Linked DNA regions of Homo sapiens: region 1 is linked to region 2. The links are chromatin loops, found by intact Hi-C in ENCODE. Cell type or tissue: mammary epithelial cell. All regions are shown on one strand. Links, peaks and the distances in the headings refer to the core of each region. The heading gives the core; the rest is flanking DNA.

Region 1 (11,785 bases), core at 2,580-10,579, 140 kb before region 2:
CCAACCCTCGTGATAACTTTGAGAGGTTCAAGACTTCAGTAGAGGAAGTAACTGCAAATGTGGTGGAAACAACAAAGAGAATCAGAAGTGGAGCTTGAAGATGGAAATGAATTGCCACAATCTCATGATAAAACCTGGAATGGATGAGGAGTTGCTTCTTACGGATAAGAAAATAAAGTGGTTTCTTGAGATGGAATCTACTTTCTTGAGATGGAATATACTTTTGGTGAAGATGCTGTGAGCACTTGAAATGACAACAAAGGATTTAGGACATTAAATCAACTTAGTTGATAAAGCAGTGGAAGGGTTTGAAAGGACTGACTCCAATTTGCCAAGTAGTTCTACTGTGGGTAGAACAGCAACTGCTGTTGCTATCAAACAGCATGGCATGCTACAGAGCAATCTTTCATGAAAGGAAGAGACAATCAATGTGGCAAACTTCACTGTTTCTTATTTTATGTTTTTATAGGTGGAGTCTCCCTCTGCCCAGGCTGGAGTACAGTAGCATAATCATAGCTCACCGCAGCCTCAACCTTCTGGGCTCAAGTGATCCTCCCACCTCCACCTCCCAAAGTGCTGGGATTCAAATGTGAACTACCGTTCCTGGTCCTGTCTTGTATTTTATCAAAAATTGCCACAGCTACCCCAACCTTTAGCAAATACCAACTTGATCAGTCGGCAGCCATCAACGTCAACAAAACCCTTTACCAGCATAAAGATTACAACTAGCTGAAGGCTCAGATGATCATTAACATTTTTTAGCAATAAATTATTTTTAAATTAAGGCATGGAAGGCCAGGCGCAGTGGCTCACGTCTATAATCCTAGCACTTTGGGAGGCCGAGGTGGGCAGAACACCTGAGGTCAGGAGTTCGAAACCAGCCTGGCCAACATGGTGAAACCCCATCTTTACTAAAACTACAAAAATTAGCCAGTTGTGGTGGCACATGCCTATAATCCCAGCTACTCAGAAGGCTAAGGCAGGAGAGTCGCTTGAACCTGGGAGGCGGAGGTTGCAGTGAGCCAAGATTGTACCACTGCACTCCAGCCTGGGCAACAGAGCGAGACTCTGTCTAGAAAAAATAAAAAAATAAAATAAGGCATGAAGTGTTTTATAGGTATAATGCTACTGAACATTTAACAGACTATAATACAGTATAAATATGACTTTTATATGCACTAAGAAAACAAAAAATTTGTTTGAATTGCGCTATTGTGGTGGTCTGGAACTGAACCTATAATATCTCTGAGGTATGCCTGTGTGTGATAAAACATACTTACAAAATATAAAAGAAAACAACATGCTTGAGAGATTATTTTGTCCCTTGTATGAAATAAAAGCAACAGCAGTACCCCAAAATAAAAGAAGTATCTACATTAACCGCTTATGTTAAGACTATAATAATAAAAGACTAAGAATATTTATCCGTAAAAATGAAATAGTAAGAGGAATAGATTATACATACCCTTCCCATCTCAAATTCTCGGCAGGCCATTACAATGATCTAAAAAGTGATGGTGGGGAGTGAGATAAAGAACGTATCAGTTAAACACAATTTTACTTTTTAATAAAATACAGATTTCAAGAATTTTGCACCGAGAAGTATAATTGGCTTGCCTAAAAAAGTAGTTTCAATATTAAATGTGTAAGTTAAAGAAATTATCAAAATTAGACTTTCCAAACAAGGGCTAACTATACAGCAACAAATTAAATTGGTTCCAATTAACATGATGTTTTTGGTTTGAATTAAATCATGTAAATCTTACAGATTTACTTTGTGACTTCTGAAATTATATTAAAATATCACTTTTAGGATATTTACCTAATTATAAATAGCACTATTAATTAAAAATATATTTATAATTATTTAAATATTGAATGCGTTTAACACCATTTTAAAAGTTGATCACACCTGCTTTTTCCCATTTTATAATGTAAACTTTCCAACACACAGCATAGTTGAGAATTTTACAGTAAACATTGTATAGCCATCACCTATATTCTATCATTAACATTTCACCATGTTTTATCACATAGCTATCCCTCTATCAATCCATCTTATTTTAAAAATGCATTTCAAAGTAAGTTGTGAACATCAGTACACTCTCCCCAAAATACTTCAGCATGCATATTATTATCTAGAACACAATAAATTTTTTTTTTTTTTTTTGAGACGGAGTCTCGCTCTGTCGCCCAGGCTGGAGTGCAGTGGCGCTATCTCAGCTCACTGCAAGCGCTGCCTCCCGGGTTCACGCCATTCTCCTGCCTTAGCCTGCTGAGTAGCTGGGACTACAGGCGCCCGCCACCACGTCCAGCTAATTTTTTGTATTTTTAGTAGAGACAGGGTTTCACCGTGTTAGCCAGGATGGTCTCGATCTCCTGACCTCGTGATCTGCCCACCTCGGCCTCCCAAAGTGCTGGGATTACAGGCATGAGCCACCCCACGCGGCCAATCTAGAACATAATTTTTATATTGTTTCCAGTATTTTTCCCTTGAGGCAAATTTTACATATAATGAAATGCACAAATCCTAAAGTGAACATTCTCCGAGTTTGGACAAATACACACATCTGTGCAACACAAATCTTATCAAGATACAGGATGTTCCCATCATCCAGAAAGTTTCTTCATGCTCTTTCTCAATCCCCAAGCACATCTAGTTTTTAAAGTGAAGTACAGCAAATATAAATAACTGGAAAATTTCCCCCCTTTTATTAATCTTTCAAAGACCAGAGCATGTCAATGCTTTAGAATCATTACAATTCCATTAAAAAGCCGTAAGACAAAAATGAAAGTTTCACATTACTGATTTTCCACATCCACACAATGAAAAGTATCAATGCACATGGTTAGGTTTCAAGAATACTACAGAGCAGTATAGGGTAGCTCTTCGCAGTATTCTAATTTCTCTGCTTCTAAATCTAAGGGCATATTATTTCCCTTCATCCAAAAGAACAAGAGGGCACTGAATGAACTCCAGGGATAGATGAAATTCTCTTATACTGCATATTTATAGTCTATTTATAGTTATGTGTTTATATATATTTTCCTGAGAAGAGGGACTCAAATGAGTATAACTGTACTATCAAGTATTTTACTGACCTATTAGAGCACTAATCCTTTTCTGCTTTTTATAAGTTGTTTGATAGCTGTATCATTACTTACTGACTTAGGACAAGATTTAAATTATTATCACACCTTCTTAAAATATTTAGCCTAGTTTGTAAAAATTTAATGAGACATCCTAAAAATGGGTCCATCTTTTTAGTAAACATCAGCAATAAGTAAACATAATTATGGATTTTTTAAAAATCCCCTCATTCCTTATTCAGTAAAATAGCCTATGTTATTACATAAGTATTTCTCAAAATTTATTGTGAAAAGTAAATTACTTACCACAACATTATACTCCCATATCATCCTCCAAAAATCTATTACTGTATTTGCTAAAGGTCCTTGAGTTGCTACATATGCTTTTGGCCCATAGACGCCCTAAAAATGGTTAAAAGCAAATTTCACATTTATTTTGATTACCAAAAATATTTCATTACCCAAAATATAAGGTTTCAAATTGTATTAGTAATATTGTTGTTTTAACTTAAACCATTTCCAAATAATGTGTCTTTCATAGTATATTAAAGCATGGCAAAATATATTCAATTCACTTAAGCTTTTGATGACTGCTATTACTTTGTGTTTACTGGATATGGTGCACAGAATAGGTATTTAAGAACCGCCTTATGCTAATTAAAAATTATTACTTATCTAGGCATTAATAACAAAAGCCCTAATACCTACTCAACAAAGCTAACTGGCAGAAATACAGAGCATGCTCTGATTCTAAAACAATACTAAAACTAGTGAAGAGCTCTTTCTTAGTTTCTTCCATAGCTACCTTCCATTATCTATTCAACTCAAAAGTTTATCAAGCATCTACTATACAGGTTTTTAATAATGAACATGAGAATATAAACCAAACAATGTCACTGACTAAAATACTAAACTGGTACATAACTGACTCATACAATGAATCAGTGTCATTAAGCATAAGTAAAAACTATAACTTTTAACAAACAGCCTTAAAAAAAGAATATGAACATTGACAACATCTGAAATAGCAAACTATCAATTTATTAGTTTTTATTTAATGTATTCATTTTGGTTTTTAACTTTGTTAAAAAAAGAAATTTTTATTTAAAACCATGACTGCTGAATATTGACATAGATAATAATTTTACCACATAAACTTTTTTTTTTTTTTTTGAGACGGAGTCTTGCTCTGTCACCCAGACTGGAGTGCATTGGCACGATCTCGGCTTACTGCAACTTCCACCTCCTGGGTTCAGGCGATTCTCCTGCCTCAGTCTCCCGAGAAGCTGGTATTACAGGCATGCACCACCATGACCGGCTAATTTTTGTATTTTTAGTAGAGACTGGGTTTCCCCATGTTGGCCAGGCTGGTCTCGAACTCCTGATCTCAGGTGATCCACCCGCCTAGGTCTCCCAAAGTGCTGGGATTACGGACATGAGCCACCGTGCCCGGCCTGGCATAAACTTTTATCAGTTAACATTTTTATCAACAAAAACATGAAAATATGTATAAACACCATATATAAAATAAATGAAAATTATACTATCATATCACTTGAAAGATTAAAAATCACAGATTAGCTGATGGAAAAAAAGCCTTTTATTTAAACTGAATCAAGTAGCACTTTGCATCTATCTCTACTGCTACCATAAAGAACTTGACGCTGGGCGCAGTGGCTCACGCCTATAATCCTAGCACTTTGGGAGGCAGAGGCGGGTGGATCACAGGTCAGGAGATCGAGACCAAGGCAGGAGAATGGCGTGAACCCGGGAAGCAGAGCTTGCAGTGAGCCGAGATAGCGCCACTGCACTCCAGACTGGGAGACAGAGCGAGACTCCGTCTCAAAAAAAAAAAAAAAAAAAAAAAAAAAAGAACTTGACTGCTTTTCATCAAAGGGTATCCAAACAAAGGTTATAAAAGAGACTATTTAATCTTGGATTTTGGGTTGCCACCTGAAACAGTGACAACTGCCAAAAGTTTTACATTTAAAGCTATGTTCTAGAATTTTAAATCAGTATTATCCAGTAATCCCACCCCTAGTAATTTATCCTAAGAAATTATTCAAAACAACAAAGATGTTTACTGCAATATTATCATTTTAAAAATTTGGAAACAACCTATATGGGTCAACAACGGGGATTGATGATGTTCATTTGTGTCCAAAGGGATAACTGAGAAAATAATTTAGTAATAGGTAAGACTTCCATGGGAAAGAAGAAATAAAAAAGAAAATGTTATCTCTGCTATCACAAAACTAAGTAGAAACTATTTATCTATATGAATAAGAAGGCTAGAAGGAAAGCATATAAAAACATTGTGCCAGGGCAGTGGCTTTATTTTTATTTCTTTTGCTGTTGGTATCATGTTTGAGCAATTCAAAAAGTTTTTACAAAACTAGTATGTAGAAAGACATTAATATGGCAGAGAAACACCATTTAAAGTTAGTACATACCTTTATAAAATTTGCATTGATATAGTCTGAATCTTGTGAAGGAGTCTTTAATGTCAATTTAACTCGGCTGTGATCAACTACGAGAAAAAAATTCATAAAATATGTATGGTTGACACACAGGTATTTTCTAATGAAGCGTAAGTAAGGTTAAATAGACAGCTTAAGAACATTTATTTTAAAAAACAATGGATGAAAATGGACTCTAGGTACCAGCAGGGTAATTTCTAACATTAAACTGAAAGGAAATGAAATAAATTTTCAGACAACCACCACCTGGCAGGCACCTGTAATCCCAGCTACTCGGGAGGCTGTGGCAGGAGAACCACTTGAAACTGGCTGGGAGGCAGAGGTTGCAGTGAGCCAAGATTGCGCCACTGCACTCTAGCCTGGGCGACAGAGTGAAGATTCTGTCTTAAAACAAAACAACAACAGCAAAAAAACAAAACAAAACAAAACAAAACAAAAAAACACCACCACCAGTGACGTAAAGCAGTGTATTAAAGTTGCAATAAGAATCATCTCTGGAACTCTTTTAAAATTCAAATTCCAGGACATTATCTCTGATTTACTAGAGCAGAGTCTAGGGTTTCAGCCTCTGCAGCTTTTAACAAACATACCAAGTGGCTGATGAATACTAACCAGTGATACACAAGCCCATATGCTAAAATTCTTATTTAAAAAATGTAACTTTCATATTTCACAAGAAACTATAAAAAGCAAATTATAACAAATTAATGAATTGAGATTATATATAAAAAGTGTTCAACACTGCTCTTGGCTAATAATAGTTATTATTAGGTAATAGAGTAAAAAAATCTTTAAAAAATTTTATGAAGTATATTTTTCTTTTAAGTTTTTATTGATTTCTTTTAAAGGAATATGTATATAATTTTTAAAAATTAGACCTTAAAGAAAGGTATAAAGTGAAAAGTAAGCCTCCCCTGCCCTTCAATTCCAGGGCTCTCTCCCATCAAGATACTATATTAAAGTTACTTTTCCCATTCCAAGTGTACTTATTACACATATAGTTATATACTTTGAAAAACTACTACACAAATGCAAGCATCCTATACATGCTGTTCTGTATCATTACTTTTCAGTTTATAGTATATCCTGGAACTCTTCCCAAAGCACAGAAAGATTTACTTTATTATTTTTACTATTATTTTAAAATACAGAGACAAGGTCTCACTCTGTCACTCAGGCTGAAGTGCAGTGCTGCAATCATAGCTCATTCGAACCTAAAACTCCTGGACTACAGATCTTCCTGGCTCAGGCTCCCAAGTGTTTGGATTACAGGTGTGAACCATTGCACTCAGCTTGCACTAGGCTATCTCACTCTTTTTAGTGTAACAGAGAATTCCATCATGTGAATGTTTCATTCTTTATTTAGCTACTCTACTGATGGGCCATTTTTTTCCTATTAAAAACATTACTACAATGAACACTAATGTATATATAGCTGTTACCAGCATTGCTGTAGGGTAAATTCCTAACAGAGGAATTGCTACTTGCCTTCTAAAAGGTATGAAACAATTTATACAGGGTTATGTAATAAGGGTGACTGGGTATTACCAAACTTTTCATCACTGACAAACCAAAAAGTAAAAATATCTTGTTTTAATTTCCATTTCTTGAATTATGCAAAGGATTGTATGTTTTAATCTATTTATTGGTTCTGTGTACTTCTTTTTCCATAAACCACTTGTTTATATCCTTTGCCCATTTTTCCACGTCTGTTTTGTCCTACTGATTTTTATGAGATCTATGTAAAAAGAAAAAATCAGCCCTCTGTCACAGGAAGTGCAAATAGTTTTTTCCAGTTTGTGCTGATGTTTAAAACTTTTTATTTAGAACTAATTTTAGATTTATAGAAAAACTGTAAAAATAGTACAGAGAATTCCCATGCCTCTCACTGAACTTCCTCTAATAGTAACATCTTATATAACCATAAGACAATGATCAATAATACCACAAAATTAACACTTATAAAACTATTAATTAAACAAGACTATACAAGTCAGTGTTTTCTAATCTTTTTTCTCTTTCGAGGATCTCATATTAAATTTAATTTTTAGTGGCCAGGCATAGTGGCTCACCCCTGTAATCCCAGCATTTTGGGAGGCCAAGGTGGGCGGATCACATGAGGTTAAGAGTTTGAGACCAGCCTGGCCCACATGGCGAAACCCCATCTCTACTAAAAATACAAAAAAAATTGGCAGGGCATCGTGGCGCATGCCTGTAATCTCAGCTACTCGGGAGGCTGAGGCAGGAGAATCACTTGAACCCAGGAAGCGGAGGTTGTGGTAAGCCGAGATCGCGCCACTGCACTCCAGCCTGGGTGACAGAGTGGGACTCCATCTCAAGATAATAATAATAATAATTTTTATTTCTCCTTAGTCTCCTTCAATCTAAAAAAGTTTCTCTGATTGATTTTTTTTAAATGACTGGAACGAAGTTATGAATTTTTGGTAATACCACAGAACGATATTGTGTCCTTCTCAGCACAACACATCAGAGGATACATGATATACATATGCTTTAGTACTTGTGATGTTAACCTTGGTCACTTGGTTAATATGGTATTGCTTGGTTACCAAAAGGGAAAGTTACTGCCTTTCCCTTTTATAGTTAGTAAGTATTTGAGGTTAGACGCTTTCAGATTATGAAATCCTAAAGTAGAATTGCCTAGTATTCATTGTTTCTGGATTAGAAGGGACCATAACATATAACATGTAAAATGCCATTATTATTATCAAATTATAATCCCTTCTAATCCATGAATGAGTATCAAAGGCAGTAAAAATACAAAAGGAAATACGGAAATGTTAACAGACATGAATAAACTTCTTAGCAAAGTATTAAAGAACAACTAATAGTAACTAATTTATTTTTCATTGGCTCAAATTTTATACATAGCACTAAAGGCCCAGTTCTGCTAATTTAATTGATAAATTTACTTTTAAAAAAGTCTTCTTTAGAAATTTGTAGAAGACACATATAAGGAAGATATACTTGCTTCTGGTGAAAATTATTCATCTCCTCACTGTATTCTAAGAAACAGAATGTTTAAAATATGTTTGTCAATGCTCTGTCATTTATTTCACGCCACCCTACATGTCCCATCCCCCTTTTTATATGCCATTTGGGATAGGAAATACACATACAAAAAAAAGCTATGACTCTGGAAAATGAGAATAGAATATTCAGTGGTTAGGATAATGATGGCTGAATAACTACAGGAAGCTTCCTCTTACCATGTTTGCCAGTAATAAGGGGTCTCAGTTAATTACCCTTATTCATATGACATATTAGCCTCTATTCAAAGTATCTCAAAGGCAGAATACAATAGCTGGTTTACCACTGGGTCCTCAGTAAAGTTTCTGGTGACTGTAAATCCAAATGAGAATAGTGGCTCCCAAATGATAGTTAGGACTGGTGCCAGGCTGGCTACATGCAGGCTGGTAATTTCTTTTTTTAAAAAATTTTCTAAGATGGAAAATTTTAAGCATACACCAAAATAGAACAGTATAATGAATCTTTGTATATCCATTACCCAGCTTCATTATCAACATTTTGCCAATCTTATTTCATCTATCCCCAATCATTCAACAGCTGGGGAAAGCAAATTAAAATCCAAGATTTCTGGAGTACTACATCTTGTAGTAAGTTCAATTCAGTAAATTAAAAATGGGGCACAGAAATACCCTTTTTAAAACTCCCCATTTAAATTCTAAAACACAGGCAAATTTGGTAGTCACTGCTTTCTACTATGTACCCACAGCACATTAGATTTAAAAATCAACATTATGCTACTTATACAGCATATCATGTGTATTTTGATTTTGGCATTTTAAATGTGAATTTTAGTATCATTCATCCAATAAATATTTATTGCATGTAATAAGCACAATAATGTTGTTCATATATCCATAGTAAAGTAGTAGCAAGGAAAGGGAGTAAGGAACATCTTGAGGATATCAGCAGTCTTCAGAGGTGTGACAAGCTGGGTCTCAGGGAATGAGAAGTTTGCCAATGATTAAAAAGAAAAAAAAAATAGGGCATTATAGGTAGCATAATAGGTTCAAAAGTATAGAATTAATAAAAAATAGCTACCATGGAATGAACGTTTCCTCTAAGCACATAATTTTATCCTCACCACACACCCATGGAGATAGAAGTTAATATCGCTATGCACAGACAGAGGTATGCCCAAATCACAAAACTGAGATGGCAGTGACACATTTGAAACTGGGGCTGCCTGATTTAAAAGCCAAGGCTCTGGGTCTAAATAATACATGTACTGAAGAGATATGAAGCAACATGGGACTACTGGAAGGAAGCGGTGAGCAACAAGGCTGAAAATGTAGCCGCCTGTTCTCACTCACTTGACCATAGAGCAAAGAAGGGGTGGGCTGGAATTGGAGTATGGAACAAATGCATGATTTCAAATAAATGAGTGTATATCCACCCCAGTTCTGTCCACTGAAAAGGCCTAAAAGCAATGACACACCAAACCCTGTTCAATTGTGGGGTCAGCCAGGCCTTCCAGGATTGCTCCCCGCCCTCCCAGCTGGCTTTTCTGCCACATTCCACTGCCACAGCAGACTGGGTGTCCTTCACCTGCCTGCATCTTCTGCAGTTTGTTAAGTGGCACCCTTAGCTCCTGTGACACCTTAGGGAGAAAGCCACAGCACCCATGATTTTGGGCCACCATTAACACCCGGCAAAGCGCCGGGAACTAGAAGTAGCGAGAAAGAACTTGGGTGGCTGTTTTAATATTCTTCATTGGTGCTCTTTTTTTTTTGAGACAGTGTCTGGCTCTGTCACCCAGGTTGGAGTGCAGTGGCACCATCTTGGCTCACTGCAACCTCTGCCTCCCAGGTTCAAGTGATTCTCGTGCCTCAGCCTCTCAAGTAGCTGGGACTACAGGCACGTGCCATCATGCCTAGCTAATTTTTGTATTTTTAGTAGAGGCGGGGTTTCACCGTATTGGCCAGGCTGGTCTTGATCTGATCTCAAGTGATCTGCCCGCTTCGGCCTCCCAAAGTCCTGGGATTACAGACATGAGTCACCTCGCCCTGCCAGATTGGTGCTCTTATTAAGCATATTTAGAAATAATCTAAATATCAAAAAAATGAAAACAATTATTCCTCTCCATGGTTTTGCTAGCTATCCAACCAAGAGAAACAAAACCATAGGTCCACACAGAGAGTTGTATGACATGTTCATAGCAGCATTATTCAATATGTTCATCATTCATACAATGGAATATTATTCAACAACAAAAAGGAATGAACTATCGATGCATGCTACATCGTGAATGAATCTTTAAAATGTGTTAACAAGAGGCTGGGCACAGTGGCTCAAGCCTGTAATCCCAGCACTTTGGGAGGCCGAGGCAGGCGGATCACGAGGTCAGGAGTTCGAGACCAGTCTGGCCAACATAGTGAAACCCTGTATCTACTAAAAATAACACAAAAAATTAGCCAGGCATGGTGATGTGCGCCTATAATCCCAGCTACTCAGGAGGCTGAGACAGGAGAATCTCATGAACCTGGGAGGCGGAGGTCGCAGTGAGCCGAGATCATGCCACTGCACTCCAGCCTGGGCAACAGAATGAGACTTCATCTCAAAAAAAAACTGTTAAAAGAGCTAGACACAAAAGACTATATATTGTATGATTACATTTATATTAAATTCACAGAAAAGGAAAATCTATACAGACAGAAAGCTGATTAACAGCTGCCCAGGGCTGAAGACTCAGATCTTTTAGGGGTGATGGAAATGTCCTAAAACTAGATTGTATTAATTGTTGCAAAACTCTATAAATTTACTTTAAAAAAATCATTGAATTGCACAATTAAAATGGATAAATTTCATGGGTATGTAAATTATACCTCAAACCTGTTTTAAAAATTCTATTTCTGCAAGCACTGCACATGTTAAAACATGCAAAGGAAGTTAGTGAATTAAATTCTTCTCCATCTTATTTTTTGAGACAGTCTCGCTCTGTTACCCAGGCTGGAGTGCAGTGGTGCAATCATAGTTCACTGCAGCCTTGACCTCCTGGTCTCAAGTGATCCTCCCACATCAGCCTACTGAGTAGCTGGGACCACAAGTGTACACACGAGAGAGAGAAAGAGAGAGTATGTGTGTGTGCGTGCGTGCGTGCGTGTGTGTGTTGAGTTTTGCTATGTTGCCCAGGCTGGTCTTGAACTCCTGAGCTCAAATAATCTGCC
Region 2 (11,785 bases), core at 2,580-10,579:
CAAAAACAGAATAAAGTCAAGAATGCAGAATATCTATTTCTGGCTGTTTCTGTCCCAGCAACTTCAATGAAATGCAGAGTTTCCTCTGATTATAAAATAGAGATAATATTCTGAATGCAATGTCACATAAAAAGACATTTATTTTTACCCCTTCCTCTGTCTTGAATGGTAATTTATCTTCATTCTCAATGAATATTGGAATTTATATTGCCCAAATAGAAAAGATTGCAGTTTTCACTCATTTAGTGGTAGTATATTTTCTTGGGAGAGAGTTGCCTAGTAAGCAAAAAATGTGTGGGATGTTAAACTTTTTTTTTTTTTTCTGAGATGGAGTCTCACTGTGTCACCCAGGCTGGAGTGCAGTGGTGTTATCTCAGCTCACTGCAAGCTCTGCCTCCCGGGTTCATGCCATTCTCCTGCCTCAGCCTCCCAAGTAGCTGGGACTACAGGCACCCATCACCACGCCCAGCTAATTTTTTGTATTTTTAGTAGAGATGGGGTTTCGCATATTCGCCAGGATGGTCTCGATCTCCTGACCTCATGATCCGCCAGCCTCGGCCTCCCAAAGTGTTGGTATTACAGGCGTGAGCCACTGCGCCTGGCCGGGAAGTTAAGTTTTTATAATTATTTAAAAGAAATAACTTTAAGTATGCTACATTAACATGGTTGTAAATTGGAAGTTGTCATTTTTCCGAATGGGGAGCTTACAGAGAAAGAGACATGACTCTTGCTTCCATTTAATCCATTCTCCACGTCCGGCCTTTTGAAAGATGGTTTTAAGAGTGTAAATGGCATCACTCCCTCTTTTTGGGATCCCCATCGCATTTATTAGAACCTACAGTTTCCTTAACACGTTCTCCAAAGCTCTGTAGAGTCTGCTCCTGCCTTTTCCCCCAACATCATCTTGGGCTTCTCCCCTTTGCTCAGATTGGCTTTCTTTCAACTCTTTTTTTTTTTTTTTTTTTTTTTTGAGATGAAGTTTCGCTCTTGTTGCCCAGGCTGGAGTGCAATGGCGCGATCTCCGCTCAGTGCACCTCCACCTCCTGGGTTCAAGAGATTCTCGTGCCTCAGCCTCCCGAGTAGCTGGGATCACAGGCATGCGCTACCACGCCCAGCTAATTTTTGTATTTTTGGTAGAGACAGGGTTTCTCCATGTTGGTCAGGCTGGTCTTGGACTCCCGACCTCAGGTGATCCGCCCGCCTTGGCCTCCTAAAGTGCTGGGATTACAGGCATGAGCCACCGTGCCGGGCCTTTCAACTCTTGAAGGAACGACATGCTTTCCCAGTCCAAGGCTTTGGGAAACGTTCCTTTGTCAGGAACGTCTTTTCCCTTACCCTTCCTGAGGTTAATTCTCACTTACTCTTAATTTCTCAGCTAAATGTCTCCTCAGAAAAGCCTGCTATGATTTTAGGAGTCTCTCTTGTTGACCCTTTCCCTTCATTATCAGTTGTCATAATTTCTAATTATGTATTAATTTGGTGCTTATTTTTATCTAGATTAGATAATAAATCCTATAACATTAGAGATCATGTCCATTTTGTTTACTTCCCTGTACCTAGTGCCTAGCATAGTGCTTGACACATAGTAAATGCTCAACAAACATTTAATGATTAGATTACCAAATATCATACAGCAAAATGGACACTGGTTTGAAATATAAATGATAATCTATCCTGTAATTTTAACATTACAATTTATCGAATTAGAGTGTTCACAAATGAGTTGTATTCCAAAATTTGCAAACTGGTTATTTGACAGTCAGATTATATTTCTCCATAGAAAAAACTGTCATTGTTGGTTCAGGCCTGCACCTGCTAAATGTAACAATTTTTAGATCTTGTGCAAGCTCACCTCCATCCAAATATTGGCAACGTTAGACCTCAGTTTCCAGGTCAGGATTCCTAGTTTTCAGCCTCCACATAATTTTTGAGGCTTTTGTTTTTGTGAGTTTAAGATAGAAACCTTAGATAGTTTTGTGAGTTTAAGACAGAAATAGCGTTTTTGTGAGTTTAAGATAAAAAGGCGATTTTTAGTTTCTTCTCTTTCAATGTATTTTTGGTTATCGGACTTTTTGTATGAGGAGAGAGAAATACTGCTGTAAAGTTGTGCTCAGCGTAAGGGGTAGCCTTCAGTAGCTGGGAGAAGGGACAGCTTTCACTTGCAGTATGGAAGGAGATCTTTCAGCACACACTGAGATCTCAGCACACAGCAGGAGCTCCCAGTGTACAAATGTGTTTGTGTTTATGTGTACTTCAGATTGGCTGGGGGGGTGGGAATGGGAAAGATTCTGCTTGGAGGAGGGGGAGTGACCCTGAAATTGCTCCCTTGTACGTTGGAGTGTTCTCTGCTGTTTAGTCACAGTGGCAGCTGCACAGCCCTAACTCCATTGGAATGCTGCCTCTCAAAGACCTCAACAACAGGCACAGAAGTGGATACTCACAAATGCAGGCATATTTTTAAAGAGCCCAGTGTTAGTTGGGCATCATAAGAACAATTATTCATTGCAGCTCTCTCTCCATGAGGTCACTTCAAATCAAATTAAATTTTGCTTTCAAGTCCCTCCCAGACCTAGAGAAGCCTATTAGGCTTGGAAAGGCTTACATGGCTAACAATTTCCTGATCAGAACAGGAATTTTCTCCTGCCTCAGCCTCCCTAGTAGCTGGGATTACAGGTGCGTGCCACCACTCCCGGCAAATTTCTGTATTTTAGTACAGACAAGGTTTCACCATGTGGCCAGGCTGGTCTTGAACTCCTGACCTCAAGCAATCTGCCCGCCTCAGCCTCCCAAAGTGCTGGGATTATAGGTGTGAGCCACCGTGCCTGGCCTTTAACTAGATTTTTGTATTGCTCTTTTTTCTCTTCAAGTAATATGATCTGTATAAATATTAAGCTTACCAGTCACAGAGCTGGTTGTTTTTTTTTTTTTTTGAGATGGGGTTTCACTCTGTTTCCCAGGCCGGAGTGCAGTGGCACGATCACAGCTCACTGCAGCCTCAACCTTCTGGGCTCAAGTGATCCTTCCCAGCTCAGCCTCCTGAGTAGCTGGGACTGAAGGCATGTGCCATCACCTCTGGCTAATTTTTTATTTTTTGTAGAGTAGAGGTCTCACTATGTTGCCCAGGCTGGTCTCAAACTCCTGGGCTCAAGTGATCCTCCCACCTCGGCCTCCCAAAGTGCTAAGATTATAGGCATGAGCCACTGTGCCTGGCCAAGTTTTGATAAATGTATACACCTGTGTATCCTAATGCCCTCTCAAGACAGAATGTTACTATCACCCCAGAAAGTTTCCCCTGACCCTTTGCAGTCAATCCTCTCTTACCCTCCCCTAGCCCCAGGCAAACAGTGTTCTAATTTTTTCCCATGATAGATTAGCTGTGCCTGTTCTAGAACTTCATATAAATTGAGTCATAAAGTATGCGCTTTTATGGGTAAGACTGTTCATTCAGCATAATGTTTTTGCAATTCATCCATGTTTTTGTGTGCATCAATAGTTCCTTTTTGTTGTTGAGTAATATTCTGTTACCTGATTACACCACAGTTGGTTTATCCATCTTCCTATTGGTGAACACCTGAATGGTTTCTGGATTTCGGCAATGATGAATAAAGCTTCTGAGAGCATTTCCATACAAGTGTTTTTGAGGACATTATGTTTTTATTTCTTTTGAATATTTAGGAGTGAAATTGCCGGGTCATAGAATATGTGTGTGCTTCATATTATGAGAAGCTACCAGGCCTGTCTCCAAAATGAGTATGCCACTTTATACTTCTGCCAGCAATGTCTGAATGTTCTGGTTGCTTCACATTCTTGCCAACATTTGGGGCTGTCAGTCTTTTGAATTTTCACTGTTTTGGTGGATGCATAATGGTGTCTCATTGTGGTATTAACTGGCATTTCCTGATGACTAATGATGTTCAGCACTTTTCATATGCTTATCGACCATTCTTTGTGAAGTGTCTGTTCAAAATATTTGCCCACTTTTTAGTGGATGCTTTATGTTTTTGTTATTGAGTTATAGAAGTTATTTATATACCCTAGATACCAGTCTCTTGTCCGATATATGTTTGTGAATCAATTTCTTCTTTGATTTCATCCATCTTGGTCTTCATTCTGTAGTATAATCGAACCCATGTCTAGCACTGTCTATATAGCTTGTGTAAAGATCCTTATAAGTTTGTGAAATACATACTGGCTAGGTGGTATCTTTCTTTGATACATAGCAAGGCAATGGTGGAGTACCAGAAAACTATTGAGTGTCAGAGACTATACTTTCTATTTGCCCTTATTAGTTGTTATTTTCAGGATGGAAAATAGTGCTCACTTTCTTAGTTTACTAACAGTTTCATCTAGGGGTCTGTTTATAAAGTAATACAAAATGAAACAAGCCTAAGAGTAATTGTAAAACAGAAAACTAAAGTTTTTTTTTTTTTTTTTTGAGACAGGGTCTTGCTGTCACCCAGGCTGAAGTGCAGTGGTGTGATCTCAGCCCACTGCAGCCTCAACCTCCTGGGGTCAAGCGATCCTCCCACTTCAGCCTTCTGAGTAGCTGGGACTACAGGTGCATGCCACCATGCTCGCCTAATTTGTGCTTTTTTTTTTTTTTTTTTTCGGTGGAGACAGAGTTTTGATATGTTGTACAGGCTGGTCTCAAACTCATGGGCTCAAGCGATCCACTTGCCTCGGCCTCCAAAAGTGCTGGGATTATAGGAATGAGCCACTGTGCCCACCCCAAAACACATTTTAATGCTACTTTATACATAGTTATCTAGGGAAAAAAGTAGCCAGTGTTACCTGTGCTTGATGGTAATAACAAAGTTGATGTTAATACTTTATATTTGCGAAGTCTTCATTTTTTTCCCCCAAATACTTTCACATTTTTAAATCTTTATAATTAGGAAATAATCTTTAGTTATCTTCATCTCTAAGAGGGAATTAATACTGCATCTAGTGTAACTGTTGTGGCAAGTTATCATATTCGGGGTTTAGTTTTTAGTTTTAGTTTTAATTTTTGTTTTGAGACAGGGTCTCACTCTGTCACCCACAGATCACAGTTCACTGCAGCCTCGACCTCCCAGGGTCAGGTGATCCTTCCATCTCAGCCTGCCGGGTAGCTGGGGCTACAGGCACATGCCATAATGCCTGGCCAATTTTTTGTGTTTTTTGTAGAGATGGGGTCTCACTGTATTAACCAAGCTGGCCTCTTAACTCCTGGGCTCAAGCAATCTTCCCGCCTTGGTCTCCCAAAGTGCTAGGATTACACGTGTGAGCCACCTTGCACAGCCCAGGACTTAGTTCTTAAAACCAGGTGTAATTGAAAATCTAGGAAAGTTAAAGTACTTTCCCATCATTCATTGCTACATTGTTTGTAATACAAAAGATTAGTAACAATTCAAACATCCAGTATAGAGGACCAGTTCCAGTTCAAATAGAGTATGTTTCAGTCATACATTAGTATACTCCGCCTTCTTTGCCTCCTCCTACTGAATATGTCATTTACTTTTTTTTTTTTTTTTAAACTCATGACTTTACAGCCATAGACTTTCACAGGTGAAAAGAACTTTTGGGTCATTTGGTTCTTTCCTCTCATTTGACAGAAGACACAAACTCAATGAGATTAAATAATACCCCAAATAATAGAACTCACAATTTTGAGTGTTAGAACTAGACATACTTCTGGTTTAATAAATGTTTGAGTTCATGTTTTTTTCTCTGCTGTCAATCCCTGTGGATTTGTTCTTTAGGATGATGATTACATTCACCCTTCCTTTCTACTGAGTTTGCCAATGTGGTCTCTAATTATATCAGAACTGGATTGCTGCGACATCCTCTTAGCTAGTCATGTAGCCTAATCTTTTTTCTCTCCGGTCCATCTCCTTTATTTTGTCTCACTGATTTTGCTAATACAGACCTTTCATAAATCATCCTTTTACTCCAGAAGCTTCATCCTTTTAATTCAGAAGTGGTCGTCATTGAATCAGATCCTGAATTATCAAGGATCTCCATGCTCTGATTCCATCCTGCCTCTTCATCCTTATTTCCCTTGTTCCCCAACTGCATCTACTCATCAAGATGGTCTCACTCTCCTCTAGCTGCATGTGAATTAGTGCTGTGGTTCTTATGTTGGTTCCTTATCCTGGTACCCACTCACTCCCCATCCTCTCCATTTAGTCACTTTCAACTCATTGTTCAAAATCCAGCTCAAGGCCAGGGGTGCCAGCTCATGCCTGTAATCCCAGCACTTTGGGAGGCTGAGGTGGGCAGATCACTTGAGGTCTGAAGTTTGAGACCGGCCTGGGCAACATGGCGAAACCCAGTCTCTACTAAAAATACAAAACTTAGCTGAGCATGGTGGTGCACGCCTGTAGTCCCAGCTACTCAGGAGGCTGAGGCATGAGAATCGCTTGAACCCGGAAGGCAGAGGCTGCAGTGAGCTGAGCCAAGTTTGCACCACTGCACTCCAGCCTGGGTGACAGAGCAAGACCCTGTCTCAAAAAAAAAAAAAAAAAAAAAAAAAAATTCCGGCTCAAGCTCCACCTTCCCCCTGAAACATTTTGTGATTACAGTGATTTCTTAATCTCCAAATATACACTGTAACATCCCACTTAGCAATTGATACATGAACTAACCTCTATAAGAGATAAAACTCCAAAATCTCAGTGGCCCAACACCGTAGAAGTTATACTTGCTGATCATAGGTGAGAGTGTATAATTCATGATGCTTTGGGGGCAGGGATGGGGAAAAGGAGCGCTGTGCTTTTTGCAGCCGTTTAGAGACTCAGGGTGATGGAGGCTTTGCCATCTTCAACACAAAGCTCCCAGAGTTGCCTCAGGCATTGGTATTTGCTGAATGTTGGAAAGAAGGGACAGTCTATCTGCTTCTTTGCCACCTCCGTCCAGAAGTGGCACGTCATAACACTTCCGCTGGTGAGAACTAGGCACAGGGCTCCACCTTGTGCTGGGAAATGTACCCCCTGGCTGGGTGTCTATATCCCTGGAACTACTCTTCTCTATGGAAGAGAAGCACAAATCTGGGGAGTAGCTAGCTTTGTTACAATGTTGTCCTGTTCTGATTTCTAATTGCTTTGTGGGTGTTGTCTTGGCATCTCCAGCTGGATTTCACACTGTAACTAAAATTCCTCAAATATATACAGTAAGACAAGAGTCTGGCATTTAGTGTGTGCTCAGGAAATGTCTTTGTTAAATAATAGATTTATGTAGACTTTTTAAAAAAATTCTTAATTCCTAAATTAAACACAGAAAGGGAAACAAAGTTGACAAATCCCTAATGGTTCTGTCTTTTTTAAAACAGTACTTTGCAATGCAATTTCTCACTTCACCTACAGAAAGTGAAATTTAGCTGCAGTATCTTCAATTTCAAAATAATAATATTATTTTCTGCTTCTATGGACTATTTTTAACCATTTCATCTTGTTTGTCTTTATATTCTTGTCTTTTTATTATAGAAAAATTAACATATATATGAAAATGGACAGGGTATTATAATGAAATCTCATGTACATATTACCTAGCTTTAACAATAATTGGCCCATGCCCAGTCTTTTAAAATCTATATACTCACTTCCCTCCCACACTAAATTTCTTGAAGCTAAACACAAATATATTATTTCATATGTAAATATGTCTGTAACACCAGACCTTTGGACAAGGTAAGGCCTTGTCCAAAAATACCCCACAATGCTATATCTCATTTTAAAATAACAATAATTCCTTAGTATCTCTAAATAATCCAGTTAGTACTTAAATTTCCCATAGTTTTTTAAACAATTGGTTTGTTCAAATCAAGATCCAAACAAGTCTACGTGTTTTTATCACACACACACACACTCTCACACACTCTAAATAAATAAATAAAGAAGGCAGGAGGAAACTTTTGGAGGTGATGGATATATGTATGGCATAGGTTGTGGTGATGGTTTCACAGATGTGTACTTATCTCCAGGCTCATCAAGGTATATACGTTAATTATGTACAGCATTTCATATGCCAATCATACCCCCAATAAAGTGGTTTACAATACTCAGAAAACACCATTAAGAACTTAAAAATGAAAAGATACAAACAAGGGATACACACAATACATTTTAGACATTCCTCTTAAATATTTTTAAAACAACAAGTCTTTTCTCTGCTCCTTTTTTCCCCCTTGGAATTTATTTGTTGAAGAAACAAGGACATTTGTCCTATAATGATTCTCATTCTCTGGATTTGGCTGATTCTATTCTTCTGGTTTGTGCAACAGTTTCATGTACTTCTGTCCCCAGTATTTCCTGCAAACTAGAGATAGGTCTAGGATCTTGATCAGATTCAGGTTTTGGTTTTTCATCAAAGGGTGGGGTTGTGTATCTCCACCAGAAGGCATAATGTCTGGTTATCTCTCTTTTTGATGTTAACATTTATTAGTGGGTTTAAGAGTTTTTACCAGATGCATTCATTATAAAATTTGCCTTTGGCTTTTCGCCTAGTTGCCTTGGCTGCCATTGATGATCATTGCCTAGTCTATTATTTCATTAGGCATGTCTTGTCTCTTTTTGCAATGAGATTTTCCAATGTTTTAAAAATATTTTATTTTTTCTTCTTACATTATTAAACATATTTAAAACATTTAAACTTCCCTCTAATTCTAATAATGATAATTAACACTTTGGCATTTAACACTTTACAAAGCATTTTTTTTTTTAAGGGACATGGTCTTGCTATGTTGCCTAGGCTGGATTGCAGTGGCCATTCACAGATTCGATCATAGCTCATGACGGCCTCAAACTCCTGGCCTCAAGTGATCCTCCTGCCTTAGCCTCCCAAGAAGCTGGGACTACAGGCACATGCCACCATGTCCAGCTTACAAAGCATTTTCATATACACTATTTCACAAATATTATCTGATACTCACAGAACACCCTGCAGGTAAACCGACTCTATAACTTTGGGCAAGGGTCGTCACTTTAGAGATGAGGAAAATAATAATAACCACTCCTAAGATCGTTATGAAAATTAAACAAGTTGAATGTATGCAAACTGCTTAAAATAGTGCTTACTATATTACAGCAAGAGTGAAATAAAAATTTGCTACCACAATTATTAATATTGTTAATGCTGCTATCATCATTTCTTTCAGTTTTAACCATTATGTTGTTAGTTTATTTTAAAAAATGTTTCCTTGAACTTTTTCTAGTGTTTATGGATATTAATAAGAGTAATTTAATTTCTATGTTCCCATATAATTTCACAGTCTTGAAACCCTAGTCATAACCCTGATTAGCTTACAGTGTGATATGAACTTAACTTTTATTGTCATTTGCTGCTAAATATTATTTATTCTGTTTTCTTTATTTATAGAAGACTAAGAATCACTTTCTACCAAAACAAAAACAAAAAAAGAATATATTTAACTTATGCTGTTCAGGCTATCTATCTATCTATATATATGTATATACCATGCTCTCCTTTATGAGCAAAAAAGCAATATATTTTATATGATAAGCTTTTATAATATTCTGTAATAAAATTTAATGAATCATGGAGTACTGGAGCCTAAAGCACCTTGGAGAGCAGGCTCAGCACTTTATTTACAGGTGAAGAAACTGAGAACTAACCAAGTTAAAGGAGCTGTCCAACTTGCACCTTCACATGACCGACCAATGGCTGAGCCAGGACTAATAACAGATCTTAAACCAGCCCTAGTCCCTAACATCCTTCTATTATACTGCATAATGCTAAACTATTTTAAATGTTCCATCACCAGTTCTCCCAATACCACCCTAAAAGCAACAACGTCACCATTTGGAGTTCAAAGTGAGAAACATGAACTACATGCTTGAAGACACACAAATATGGAAGCAGCAAAGTGGAACCCAGGAACCTAGGTCCGTTGAATGACACTGGACTGATGACAGGCAGTAAGTGTATGTAAGACTAAATGCATATGTGTGTATATATTAATACACAGTCATAAAGAAAAATGACAACTATTTTCCACTGACACACTGTGCCTGGTGGTACTTGTCTGTTCACATAGTCATGTATGAAGAGGAGAATTACAAGGCAGATTTTATTTTTGTTTTTTTCGTTTTTTAATTTTTAATTGTGGTGGATTTTAAATACACAGAAAAGTAGATAGAATAGCACAATTAATTCCTATGTAGCCACCACTCAGCCCCAATATCCATCAACCTGAGGCCAATCCTCTCCTGTCCATCCCCTCATCCACTCTGTCATTGGTATTATGTTGATGCAACTTACAGACATCATAGCATTTCCTGTTTACATATTTGAAGCATATTCTCTCTCTCTCTTTTTTTTTTTTTTTTTTTTGAGACAGAGTCTTGCTCTGTCGCCCAGGCTGGAGTGCAGTGGTGTGATCTCGGCCGATCTCCGCTCAGGGCAACCTCCGCCTCCCAGGTTCAAGCGATTCTCTTGCTTCAGCCTGCTGAGTAGCTGGGATTACAGGCGCCCGCCACAGTGAAGGCTAACATTTGTAATTTTTTTTTTTTTTTTTTTTTTTTTTTTGAGACGGAGTCTCGCTCTGTCGCCCAGGCTGCAGTGTAGTGGCGTGATCTTGGCTCACTGCAACCTCCGTCTCCTGGTTTGAAGTGATTCTCCTGCCTCAGCCTCCCAAGTAGCTGGGACTCCGGGCGCACGCCGCCAGGCCTGGCTAATTTTTTGTATTTTAGGAGAGATAGGGTTTCCCCGTTGTTGCCCAGGCTGGTCTCAAACTCCTGTGCTCAGGCAATCCGCCCACCTTGGCCTCCCAAAGTGCTAGGATTACAGGCGTGAGCCACCGCACCCGGCCTAATATTTGTTTTTTGTTGTTGTTGTTGTTTGTTTGTTTGTTTGTTTTGAGACAGAGTCTGGCTCTGTTGCCCGAGTGCAGTGGCGGGATCTCGGCTCACTGCAAGCTCCGCCTCCCGGGTTCACGCCATTCTCCTGCCTCAGCCTCCTGAGTAGCTGGGACTACAGGCGCCCGCCACCACACCCGGCTAATTTTGTATTTTTAGTAGAGACGGGGTTTCACCATGTCGGCCAGGCTGGTCTCGAACTCTGAGCTCAAGCGATCCGCCCACCTTAGCCTCTCAAAGTGCTAGGATTACAGGCGTGAGGCACCGTGCCTTGTCGTTGAAGCATATTTGTCTAGAAGATTAAAAAACTTTCAGAAAAAACCACGAGATTAATTATCATACCCAAAATTGTAATGCAAATTCCATACAATCATCAAATAGGCCATCAGTATTCAATTTTCCCATTGTTTTAAAAACACCAACTTTTAAAGTTACTTTAAAGAAAATCAGCCTCCAGTGCCACACATTGTGATGATTTCTCCTTGATCTACATGTTACTTCTCTCTCTGTATTCTCCTTGTAATTTATTTGTTGAGGAAAACAGATTTTTGAGCTGTAGCTTTCCTTGCAGTCTGGATTTTGCTGCTTTCATGCCCATGGTGTAGTTACAAGCCAGCTTGAAACATTAAAGGAAATGTTCATGCATATTATTATCAGATTTCATTTAATTTTGCTGGTTAATTTTGGACACTAATGATAACAACTGGAAGTCAGAGAAACCAGCATTTCTGGTGGATCCCAGCTGCCTGTGGGCGCTGTGACTGGTTAGCTGCTATCAGGCTGAGAAAGTTTGTCTCTCTTGCCCCAATCCCTTCCTGTTCTCTAATCTAAATTGGACCTCTTGCTGTATCTTTTCAGAATACCCGCTACTTTTCCTTCCCAGCAATTGTCAGGATGAAACTGTAGCAGACTTTGACATTTTTATAGTTAGA

Evidence for each region. Hi-C counts contacts between places; a loop is a spot of excess contacts. Peaks named below come from ENCODE experiments on the same cell type or tissue, not always from the same donor. Only the 100,000 strongest peaks of a DNase experiment are listed, where the experiment ranks them.
Region 1: it touches region 2 in a loop (8-fold over the local background); 5 of 110 quality-filtered maps call a loop at or near these places.

Annotation. Positions count from the first base shown.
Region 1 is chr7:77,575,262-77,587,046 of GRCh38, reverse strand. It overlaps PTPN12 (protein tyrosine phosphatase non-receptor type 12), which reads right to left. Exons shown (of 18, transcript NM_002835.4): 3 at 5,544-5,620; 4 at 3,397-3,492; 5 at 1,466-1,504. Among named protein-coding and RNA genes, the nearest start is that of PTPN12, 44 kb to the right of the region's middle. In mammary epithelial cell, for the core only: no CTCF peak of the experiment used is centred there; no DNase peak of the experiment used is centred there; H3K27ac peaks cover 472 bases.
Region 2 is chr7:77,434,902-77,446,686 of GRCh38, reverse strand. No RefSeq gene overlaps it. Among named protein-coding and RNA genes, the nearest start is that of GSAP, 24 kb to the right of the region's middle. In mammary epithelial cell, for the core only: a CTCF peak has its summit at 6,950 (motif pointing left); DNase peaks (open chromatin) are centred at 3,836 and 6,946; H3K27ac peaks cover 1,274 bases.